Linked DNA regions of Mus musculus: region 1 is linked to region 2. A link is a contact called in ENCODE Hi-C or POLR2A ChIA-PET data. All regions are on one chromosome and are shown on one strand. The core of a region is the stretch at or near the end of the contact, and the rest is flanking DNA. Distances in the headings are between cores, read along the strand shown. Region 1 holds the start of Bcl2 (B cell leukemia/lymphoma 2). Region 2 holds the start of Kdsr (3-ketodihydrosphingosine reductase).

Region 1 (5,375 bases), core at 982-3,481, 45 kb after region 2:
AAAATCATTACATTTATCCTTTGTTACACAGCAAATTGAAGGCCACCCTGGGCTACATGAGACCCTGCCTCAAATAAATAAAGGTGGAAGGGGAGAATGGCTCCACGGTGCTGTCCAATGACAATCCATGCCATGGCATGTACTCCACCAACCCACACCATGTACACACAAAATACACCCTTTTAAACTTGGAATGAGGTAAAGATAGTGACTGAATGTGCTGTTCCCACAGTAATCCAGCAAGCCTGTGGGACTTGTCCACCCTGCACATGTGCTCTGTTCTTAAGCCCGATGTGGCAACCTGCTAGCCTGTGAACGAACAGCTTACTTATTTACTTATTAATTTAATGTATGTGAGTACACTGTCACTGTCTTCAGACACACCAGAAGAGGGCATCAGATCCCATTACAGATGGCTGTGAGCCACTATGTGGTTGCTGACACTTGAACTCAGGACCTTCGGAAGAACAGTCGGTGTTCTTAACCGCTGAGCCATCTCACCAACCACGAGTTTTCATTAGTATTTTAATTTGTAATTAATATCCTGGAGACTGTTGGGAGTTGCCACTCTTCACCCAAGGGTAGCATATTGGTACTACTCACTACTTAGGAGTCAATATATGTCTCAGTAATCTCTCTGGCTGCTGAGAGCTGATAACATAGTTATCACATAGCACAGTTTTTCTTGGTGTTTTATGTATCTATCTCTCAGCTTGATTGTTTCTGTCTGGGTTCATACAAGTGACAGTGGCACTGTGTGTCTGTGGGTACATAGACACATTATCTGTATGGCTGCATCTTCTGAAGCCGTCTCAGGTTGCATGCTGGTCAGAGCTGAGGATATCCAAAACCGTACCTATGCCGTGTTAGGGTCATGGCCTTGAAAGGTGGCAGGTATCACTCCCTGAGGTCCAGCCCCAGCCCAGTGCTGGGAGCGTTAGGAGCAGAGGAAAAACTGTCCCTGAAACTCAAACTTCTGCTGTTCTCTTCTCCTCTCTTCACTGGCCCACTGCGAGTTAGGTCTGGCCTTGGTCACCAAGTTGGGTATGCCTGGATAGAGGCTAAAAGCGCCTGGGTGCTCATGTGGTATCTGCTTGGACACCTCCAAAGTAACTCCGCATACCACTTTGACTATTCTTTAACAAGCCAAGAGCATCAGCGACTGCCATCAGTCTGCCACTGTCTGACTAAGAAGAGATGAGGAAAGACCAGCCTCTGAGGCACATCCCTTGCTGGTTGTGGACATCACATCATGCTCTTCAGAGCAGAGGAGTACTCAGACCTGTTCTAAGTTACACAGCTTGTGGTGTCTGGACAAAAGGGCCTAGAAACAAGCATGCTAACGTTGTTATTCTAAGTATTTTCATTTGTAATTAATATCCTGGAGACTGTGTTGGGAGTTGCCTCTCTTCACCCAAGGGTAGCATATTGGTACTACTCACTACTTAGGAGTCAATATATGTCTCGGTAATCTCTCTGGCTGCTGAGAGCTGATAACATAGTGTTTGGGGGTTCACATGGTTAGCTGAGGGTCTGTTTGATTTTATACACTATATGTGGTTGTATACACTACACTGTTTAAAGGGTCCACATGATTGTAGATACACTGCACTACACACACACACACACACAGAGCGACTGTGTACACACTTTATGTGTGGTTAGAAAGGGTCCATTGGATTGTGCACATTCCATGCACGCGGTTAGAAAGGGTCCATGTGACCTGCACATGCTACATAGAAAAAGTCCATGCGGTCGTGCACACTGTACACGTTGAAAAAGATCCATGCAATTGTGCCCATCCTGTTAGAAAAGATCCAGGTGCCTCGCCACAGCCTGGCCCTGGCTATAGGCACGTCCAGCCAGCAGCCAGCCCCGCAGGCCCGAGGAGGCCCCTCACACGCCCACTGAGCCACTGCCGCCCGGGAGGCCCGCGCCACCCACGGTCCGGGGCCCAGCGTAGCCCGCGGGTGGCCGCCACCCAGGCCAGCGGCCGCGGCCGGGCGCGCGCTCCCCGGGGCGGCCGCGGCGCCTTTAACCCGGGCGGCTGGCGGGCGGCGGGAGGAGGCGGCGGGCGGGCGCTCAGAGGAGGGCTTTCTTTCTTCTTTTTTTTGAATGAACGGTGACGTACGTACAGGAAACCAGGCGCTCCGGCGGAGAATGAAGTAAGAGGCCGGGCCCCCCGCCCCGCGCCCGCCCCCTTCCTCCCCGGCCCGTCCTCCCGCCCCGCGTCCGGGTCCCCGCCGAGCCGCCGCCGCCAACACCGAGGTGCCCAGGCCCTCCCCAGCCGCAGCCGTCACCGTGGAACGGGCTGCGCGGCGCAAGCACGAGGAGGCGGCCGCCAGCGCCGCCCGCAGCGGAGGAGGAGAAAGGGTGCGCAGCCCGGAGGCGGGGTGCGCCGGTGGGGTGCAGCGGAAGAGGGGACCAGGGGGGGACTTCGTAGCAGTCATCCTTTTTAGGAAAAAGAGGGGGGGCAAACCCTCCCCCACCACCTCCTTCTCCCGCAGCGCACCACACACAGTGCGCGGGCTGCTCCTTGGGCACCCGCGGCCCCAGCGCGTCCGTGCCTGCATTTAGCAAGCTGCTTTTTTTCCCGTTTCGGAAAGCGCGTTGGCCCTTCGGAGTTTAATCAGAAGAGGATTCCGGTCCCGGTCCCCCAGCTCCTCCATCGTCCCCTTGGCGTGTCTCTCTGCCCTGGAGGTCTGAAGCGGTCCGGTGGATACGGATCCATGCCTGCGCTCCAGCGTGTGTGTGCAAGTGTAAATTGCCGAGAAGAAGGGAGAATCACAGGACTTCTGCAAATGCTGGACTGAAAAATTGTAATTCATCTGCCGCCGCCGCCGCTGCCTTTTTGCCCCGCTGCGGTGCTCTTGAGATCTCTGGTTGGGATTCCTACGGATTGACATTCTCAGTGAAGCCGGAGTGTGAGGACCCAATCTGGAAACCCTCCTGATTTTTCCTCCACCTAGCCCCCAGACCCCAACTCCCGATTCATTGCAAGTTGTAAAGAAGCTTATACAAGGAGACTTCTGAAGATCGATGGTGTGGTTGCCTTATGTATTTGTTTGGGTTTTACCAAAAAAGGGTAAACTTGACAGAAGATCATGCCGTCCTTAGAAAATACAGTAAGTTCTTTGCACAGGAATTTTGTTTAATATAACTTTCCATGGACGCGTTTGAAATATTTTTTTACTTCAAGTGCATTCAAGCAAATTTCATTTCCAGACAGTTTAATGCATTTTTAAACGTGTAACTTGTAGCGGATATACCTTTCTTACCCTAAATATATAAAGGAAAACACACCTGATTTTAACTTCCTAGGTCGTCCCGCCTCTTCACCTTTCAGCATTGCGGAGGAAGTAGACTGATATTAACAAAGCTTAATAAATAATGTACCTCATGAAATAAAAAGCAGAAAGGAATTTGAATAAAAATTTCCTGCATCTCATGCCAACGGGGAAACACCAGAATCAAGTGTTCGGTGTAACTAAAGACACCCCTTCATCCAAGAATGCAAAGCACATCCAATAAAAGAGCTGGATTATAACTATTCTTTTTTTTTTTTTTTTCTTTCGGGGCCGTGGGGCGGGAGTCGGGACTTGAAGTGCCATTGGTACCTGCAGCTTCTTTTCGGGGAAGGATGGCGCAAGCCGGGAGAACAGGGTATGATAACCGGGAGATCGTGATGAAGTACATACATTATAAGCTGTCACAGAGGGGCTACGAGTGGGATGCTGGAGATGCGGACGCGGCGCCCCTGGGGGCTGCCCCCACCCCTGGCATCTTCTCCTTCCAGCCTGAGAGCAACCCAATGCCCGCTGTGCACCGGGACATGGCTGCCAGGACGTCTCCTCTCAGGCCCCTCGTTGCCACCGCTGGGCCTGCGCTCAGCCCTGTGCCACCTGTGGTCCATCTGACCCTCCGCCGGGCTGGGGATGACTTCTCTCGTCGCTACCGTCGTGACTTCGCAGAGATGTCCAGTCAGCTGCACCTGACGCCCTTCACCGCGAGGGGACGCTTTGCCACGGTGGTGGAGGAACTCTTCAGGGATGGGGTGAACTGGGGGAGGATTGTGGCCTTCTTTGAGTTCGGTGGGGTCATGTGTGTGGAGAGCGTCAACAGGGAGATGTCACCCCTGGTGGACAACATCGCCCTGTGGATGACTGAGTACCTGAACCGGCATCTGCACACCTGGATCCAGGATAACGGAGGCTGGGTAGGTGCATGTCTGGTTGAATGAGTCTGGGCTTTGATCTCAAGGCCAAGATGCGCAGGTTGGGGTGTGAGTGGATTCTGGGTCAAAATGGGCCATTGAGCAGATGAAATAAAGTCGAGTTTGTAGCTTTGCTCCCCTGACCTCTCACTCTCTTCCTCTGGGTACATCACACCCTGCCAACACTGTGTTAACTCCTGCCCGCTGGCTGTGAGGGAGCAAGAATCCAGCATTTTTGATCCAGTAGGATCTGGAGATAATAGCATCCCTCCAGTAACTCTCAGAGTTAGTTCGTCTGAGTAGCTTGCTGCAGATGTTCTGGGTCCTGTGTAAGCACCAGACCTCCAACACTCCCTCTTGACCTATGCATCTTTAGCTCCTCTGGTGGACTAACAAACTTTAAAAGGTCCATCTAGACATGCAGGCTCCACCAGAGGACGCAGGCAAACCTTTTCTAACTCACTTGGGAACATTTTCCCAAAGAAAAACAACACGGCTCCTTTTCCTGGAAATCATAGCTAAGCTTGTAAAAAAAAAAAAAAAAAAAAAAAAAAAAAGGTAAGCTTAGGTAGGTATTCGTGGATGTTTGTGGAATCCAGTCTGTCTATGCCATAGTCCCCAGTGGGCATGGTGGGTGTGCACCCTAAACATGTCCGTCAACGAATATGCGATGATTTAGAAGTCTGCATCCACTGTATGTCTTACTTTTCTCTACCTGCATTCTACATAGTTTTGCGATCTCTACTGCTGAATGGACTTGCATCTAGGGTGCCTATGAAAGGGGTAATGGAGTCCACTTAGCTGTGGCGTCTCCAGCCCTGACAAGTTAAAATGATTCGTATCCACAACACTGGTGAGCATCTATGGGGTGATAGTTTTCTGGGATCTTGGGAGGTTCAGCTTCCATATTTTACCGTGTGATTTAAGCTTTTCTCTGGTTCTTTAAGGGCAGAGAGCAGACTTAAGACTTGCTATAGCTAAAACAATTAAGTTATGTGAAAGCAATCATTATTGTCTGACATTTTTTAAAAGACCTTGTTTTAATGAAAAGGGTTTTCATTTTAGTCCTGCCTTGGTAGTATAAAGAGAACGAATATATATGTGAGTGTGTGTGTGTGTGTGTGTGTGTGTGTGTGTATATATATATATGTATATATATATA
Region 2 (5,320 bases), core at 2,210-4,709:
AGCACACTGACTGGTAGGTGCAATGCAGAGTCAGCGTATCCTGGGGAGCCCCACCCCAATGGATACACCTGCATCACAGCTCCTGCAGCATCAGGAAACATGGAAGGGGAGCAAAAAGATCTTAAGAGCCATGCTAGGAAGTCTGCAGTGGAACAATCTGTCATAGAAATGGCTGCATAAACAAGACCTGGACAATGGCAATATCAGTAGGTATGCTATTGAGGAAAATGGGAAATCTCCTGGGGTCACTCCCACTTCTGCACAAATAGGCAACTGGTGACTGCTGAGAGACAGGGTTACCCAGTCATAGGCATAAGCCCCCTAATTCATTGTCCAATACAAGATGCTCAATATTGAAACCATATACACAACAAAAATGGACTCAGCAGGTTACATTTATAGATCTGTACATGCAAACATGTACCTGGTAATCAGAGAAGAGGCTGTGAGTCTGAGACTGAGGGGGACTGTGGAAGGAATGAAAGGGAACGTACTTGAGAGGAGCTGGAGGGAGGAAAGGGAGAGTGAAAGGGATCCATTCTAATTAAAAATGGACTTTAAAAGTCAGTTTATTGAGTAACATACCAAAACCTGCTACACCATATTTTTGAAGAATCATTTTCTAAGTCCCAAAAGACTAATGGGAATGTGTAAGACCAAAGTGGTATAATTCTGCCAGATACTTTGGTCATGTGGTCATGGTGACCTACAACTGGATATAGCAGGAACTTGGTAATGATCAGTATCTTTTGACACTTTTTGAGACAGGGTACCATGTAGCCTAGGCTATCTTGGACTTAAGGTATAGCAGAGAATAACCTTAATGACTGATCCTCCCCTCTTCGCCTCTCAAGTGCTGGGGTTTATGTGTACACCACAGTACCTTACTGGGACACAATATCACAAGGTGTTCTTTGGTGAGATTTACTCTACAGATAGCCAAATATAGAGAAATAGCGTTAAAAGCCTCTGGCTTCCCTGTGGACCCTTCAAGTATTAGAGGTTTGTTTTACTGAAGTGAGCTTTGCCCAAAGGCTAGATGTTATCTACTTATCAGAATTCATTCTTATCCAAGAAGTAAGTTCTTTCTTTGTTTTTGGGAGGCTTAATAGGGATATCTTTGTTTAAGGGAGGCTGGCCAAACAGGACTTTAGGGTGGGGCTGATGATGCCTGCAAGATGAGCAAAGTTATTTAGGACTCCCACTATATTGACTTCTTTCAGTCAAGGCTATATACTTAGATCACAATCAAAATTCTGGACATGGAATGCAGGTGAGTTTCCTTGGCTGCAACACTAAGCACATTGCCATTTATCAGGCCTGCCAGAGCTCATGAGAGCTTCTCTCTGAAAAAGAACAGCAATTAAAAAAGAAAAAAGAAAGAAAAAAAAAGAGTCAAAAGACTGGGTCTCAATGCTAAATTCCAGCTCTATACAGTCCAGTTCATCATCACATGACCTGTCGGAATGATACCACTTTAGGCTCATAGATCCCCCTTGGACTCCACGTCTCAAAGAATGACACTTCAAGAGGGGCTTTAAAAGCAGCACACCAAGTCTATGGGAGGCTACAACAGTAGCTTTGTGTTTGAGCCCTCCCACCTGCCCTGGGCACTGTTTCTTGGTGTACTGATCTGTTTCCTTCCCTGTGATAAACATAATCAGGAGTGTGACAGCTTTTCTGGAGCACTACGAGTCCATCCAACAAACTTCCCTTCAACCAGAGGGGTTGGGAGCCCTTCAACTTCCACCTAGTTTTACAGGTCCTGGGAATTGTTCCCTCACATCTATGAACTAACACTGGGCACAGATCAATAAAAGAAAAAGATTAATTCCTTTTGCTGTTTGTAACCACAACTACATTTCTTTAAATAAAAAAAAAAAAAAGGAAAAATATTTACCAAAAAAACAAAACCCACTATGGAAAGGTTTTAATAATCCTGAGGAAAAGAGTTTTGGAGTAGAGGGTTTGAAAGTCTGGAGTTGACCTAGCTGAGTGAAAAGTTATGCTACTACTTAAGAAAATGGTCTGGCAGAGCCCTTCAAATGCTGTTGCAGAGTGGCTTGAGGGCCAGCGATGAGAGAGCCAAAGCATGCACACTCAAAAGCTTATATGTGAAAGTACATAGATTTGGGATTTAATACCTTACTGTGACACAATAGCACAGGTTGTTCTTTGTTACGATTATAATACAATATGGATAGCCAGCTATATTGAGAAATAGAGTTTAAAATCTCTGGCTACCCAGTGAACCCTCCAAGTGTTGGAGGTTTGTTTTGCTCAAATGAGCTTTGGCCAAAGGCTAGATGTTAGCTTTATATCATCCTAATCCAGAAAGTAAGTTCTTTCTTTGCTTTGGGGAGGTTTAATAGGAATGGCTTTGTTTAAAGGAGGCTGGCCATACATGACCTTACCAAAAATGTATTCAGTGAGTGTGATGGTGAACGCCAAGACATACTAGTAGAGGTCAGAGGACAACCTACCTTGTGGGGCCAGAGGGATCTAGCACAGGACTTAAAGCTTTCTAGCAAAAGACCTTCCTTCCTTTTGGATCCAGTAGCTTTTTTTTTCTTTTGTTATTGTTTTGATCAAAAAGTGATGAGTGAAAAAATAATCTAGCCTACACTAGGATATTATCAACAATAAAAAGAAATTAAATACTGATAGGTACAGTATGGAAGAATCTTAGTATGCTAAGTCAAAGAAGCTAGGCACTGCAGAGGGCATATTATTAGAACTCCACTTGTATGAATAGACAAGTCCAGAGAGCTTTGTGATTGCCTATAACTGCACCATTTAAGAGAAAATGAGCTGGGCGTTGTGGTGCACGCGTTTAATCCCAGCACTCGGGAGGCAGAGGCAGGTGGATTTCTGAGTTCGTGGCCAGCCTGGTCTACAAAGTGAGTTCCAGGACAGCCAGGGCTATACAGAGAGAGAGAGAGAGAAACTGAACTGTGACTGTTAATGACTATAGGGTTGCTGTGTAGGGCGACAAAAGACTGTGGCGATAGTTTAGACACTAAACTAAAACTATTTTAAGTCGGTGGACCAGATGTTGGAATTAAATCTCTACAACGGTGGCTCCCCGCGCCTCCGCGTTTGCATCTGCTTTGGTTACAGGATGTATGTACAGTTTTCAGCGAAATTCAATTATCAGAAATCCAAGTCAACGCTCAAAGCGAAAGGGAGCGGTGACCATTTTCTGAGTGAGCCATAAATACACGAACTGGAATCTGTGATTTCAAAGAAGAATACCAGGACTTAGGCACAGAACAAAATCCGTGGATCCAAAAGCCACCGTTTGCAAGCCTCCCACGACGTTGGCGGGCGGGCCAACGGGGAGGCCAAGTACCCGGAGCCTACGCACGCACAGCCTGCGCAGCCGCAGCCTGAAGCTGAAGGGGGCGCGGGCCCAGGAGCTAGTCCGACAGCGGAGACCGCCCCGCCCAGGCTCCTCCTCTTCCCTTCGCCGCCGTCCCGCCCTCGCTCGCAAACCCAAACACTCCCGGCTGCTGGTGCATGTGATCTCCCAGTAGTCGCTCGGCAGAGATGTTGCTGTTGGCCGCTGCCGGCCTCGTGGCCTTCGTGCTGCTCCTCTACATGGTGTCGCCGCTCATCAGTCCCAAGCCCCTCGCGCTGCCCGGCGCGCACGTAGTGGTGAGTGGCCTCCTGTTGCTGAGCTTGCCCAGGACTGCTTGGCCGGCTTGGGCCAACGAGACCACGGTCCCGGAAAGGAACGGTTGAGTGGGGCGGGTTACCTACTGCCTTAGCCCCGGCATTGCCCTGCCCTGTCGGACCTCAGGAACCCGCCCTCCAAGGCGCCGGGCTACAGGGCAGTGTCGTGGAGAAGGCGCCAGCCTAGTTTCCAGGACTCAGGGGCTCTGCTGCTCGCTGATCCCCGGAGCATCCCTGTCTGCCACTGTTTGGATCTTCAGTTTCCCCAATGAGTCAACAGAGAGACTGAGAAACTTTGCCAAGGACACGGCAGTCGGTGACTAGCAGGATAAGGGCGCAAACCCGGATGGGAGTAGCCACAGCCAGGGAATCCTAAGGAGCCCACAGCAAGGAGGGGGTCTGGGCCTCTGGGGCTGGCCCAGGCAGCTGAGACTGTAGGGTGTCGTGTGCAAGTGACAAAGAGCCCCCAGAGGCTTCTAGGAAGTGATACACCTGAGGGGTGGCCTGGCAGGTTTGGCCAGCAGGCTTGTCTCTGAACTCAGCCAGGGTCTGCTGAGTACTGCTCAAGTGCAGTCCTTTCTGGCGTCAGAAGGAAGAGCTAACCAGCTTGATTAGAAGCTTAAGATGGAAGGAGATATGAGTGGTTTGGTTTGTTAAAGTCCGGAAGCTCGCACGTTCCTATGTGCAGGCTTGGCTATGCCTCCACCCCGCCCCCACAGCTCAGAGCCTCAACTCTGGCATTTCTCCTCGGTGTCCTATATAGACCCAAAACCCGAGGCACAGTGAGGCGAGGAGTTGCGAATAAGGACAGCTAGTATCCAAACCGGCAGCACGAATCTCCTTGGTGCCCTTAGGTGACTTACATGAGTGCATCCAAGTAAGTCCCCACTGCGTTGTTACAGGATAGAGTGGTTATCTTAGTATGATTTATCCCAAACAAGAATTTCTGGATGACAACATGTGTTTCCATTAATTTGTCTTTTGTAAAATTACTGATTTATTCCCAGCTGCTGCTATGCATGATGTGGAAAGAGTTATTAGAAAAAGCCAAAGTTTACAATCATGCCAAGTTGCTAAAGTTTTACATCCACAAAATCGTGACTAAAGCAGTTGAACTTGCCGGCTGAGGAAATGGCTCAGTTGGTAAAGTGCTTGCCGTGCATCATGCCCTGAGTTAGGGTCCCTAGCACCCACATGCTCACTGGGCCTATGCCTCTAACTTCAGCACTGGGGCCACAACCTGTGGATCCCTGGAGCTCACTGGATAGTTTGCCTAGACGCACGAATGATCTTCAGGTTCAGGGAGAAGCCTTGTCGCAAAAATTAAGGTGCAGGGTGACTGAAATGCCAGACACTGCCAGCCTCTGCACAGGTGCACCTACATACACAACGCTGAATCAACTTGTGCTTGTATAGCTCAGCTGTGGGGCAAGGGAGGAGAGCCAAAGTCAGAATGAAAACTAATTCGACAACTACAAGGTACTCACAACTACCCTTGGTACTTGTTCTTGTGTCCCCAGTCCCCGGCTCTTTCACAGAGGAGGTTAGGGCTGTTTCAATAGACGCATTCTTTTTCCCAACATATTTTTATTGATTCTTTGGGAACTTTACATAATGCACTCCAAAACACTCACTTCCCAGCCCT

Evidence for each region. A loop is a pair of places that touch in the nucleus more often than their neighbours do. ChIA-PET counts read pairs that join two places held with the same protein, here RNA polymerase II (POLR2A).
Region 1: a loop to region 2 is called in a map of heart, with 9 times the contacts of the local background. The contact joins the promoter of Bcl2 here to the promoter of Kdsr in region 2. A Hi-C loop is called at or near these places in 4 of 37 maps with a recorded cell type or tissue (heart and left cerebral cortex). POLR2A ChIA-PET finds 5 or more read pairs at or near these places in 3 of 5 experiments (Patski and embryonic stem cell).

Annotation. Positions count from the first base shown.
Region 1 is chr1:106,711,146-106,716,520 of GRCm38, reverse strand. Bcl2 (B cell leukemia/lymphoma 2) reads left to right here and starts at 2,231. Exons shown (of 2, transcript NM_009741.5): 1 at 2,231-4,216. The coding sequence starts at 3,641.
Region 2 is chr1:106,757,881-106,763,200 of GRCm38, reverse strand. It overlaps Kdsr (3-ketodihydrosphingosine reductase), which reads left to right and starts at 3,459. Exons shown (of 10, transcript NM_027534.2): 1 at 3,459-3,657. The coding sequence starts at 3,550.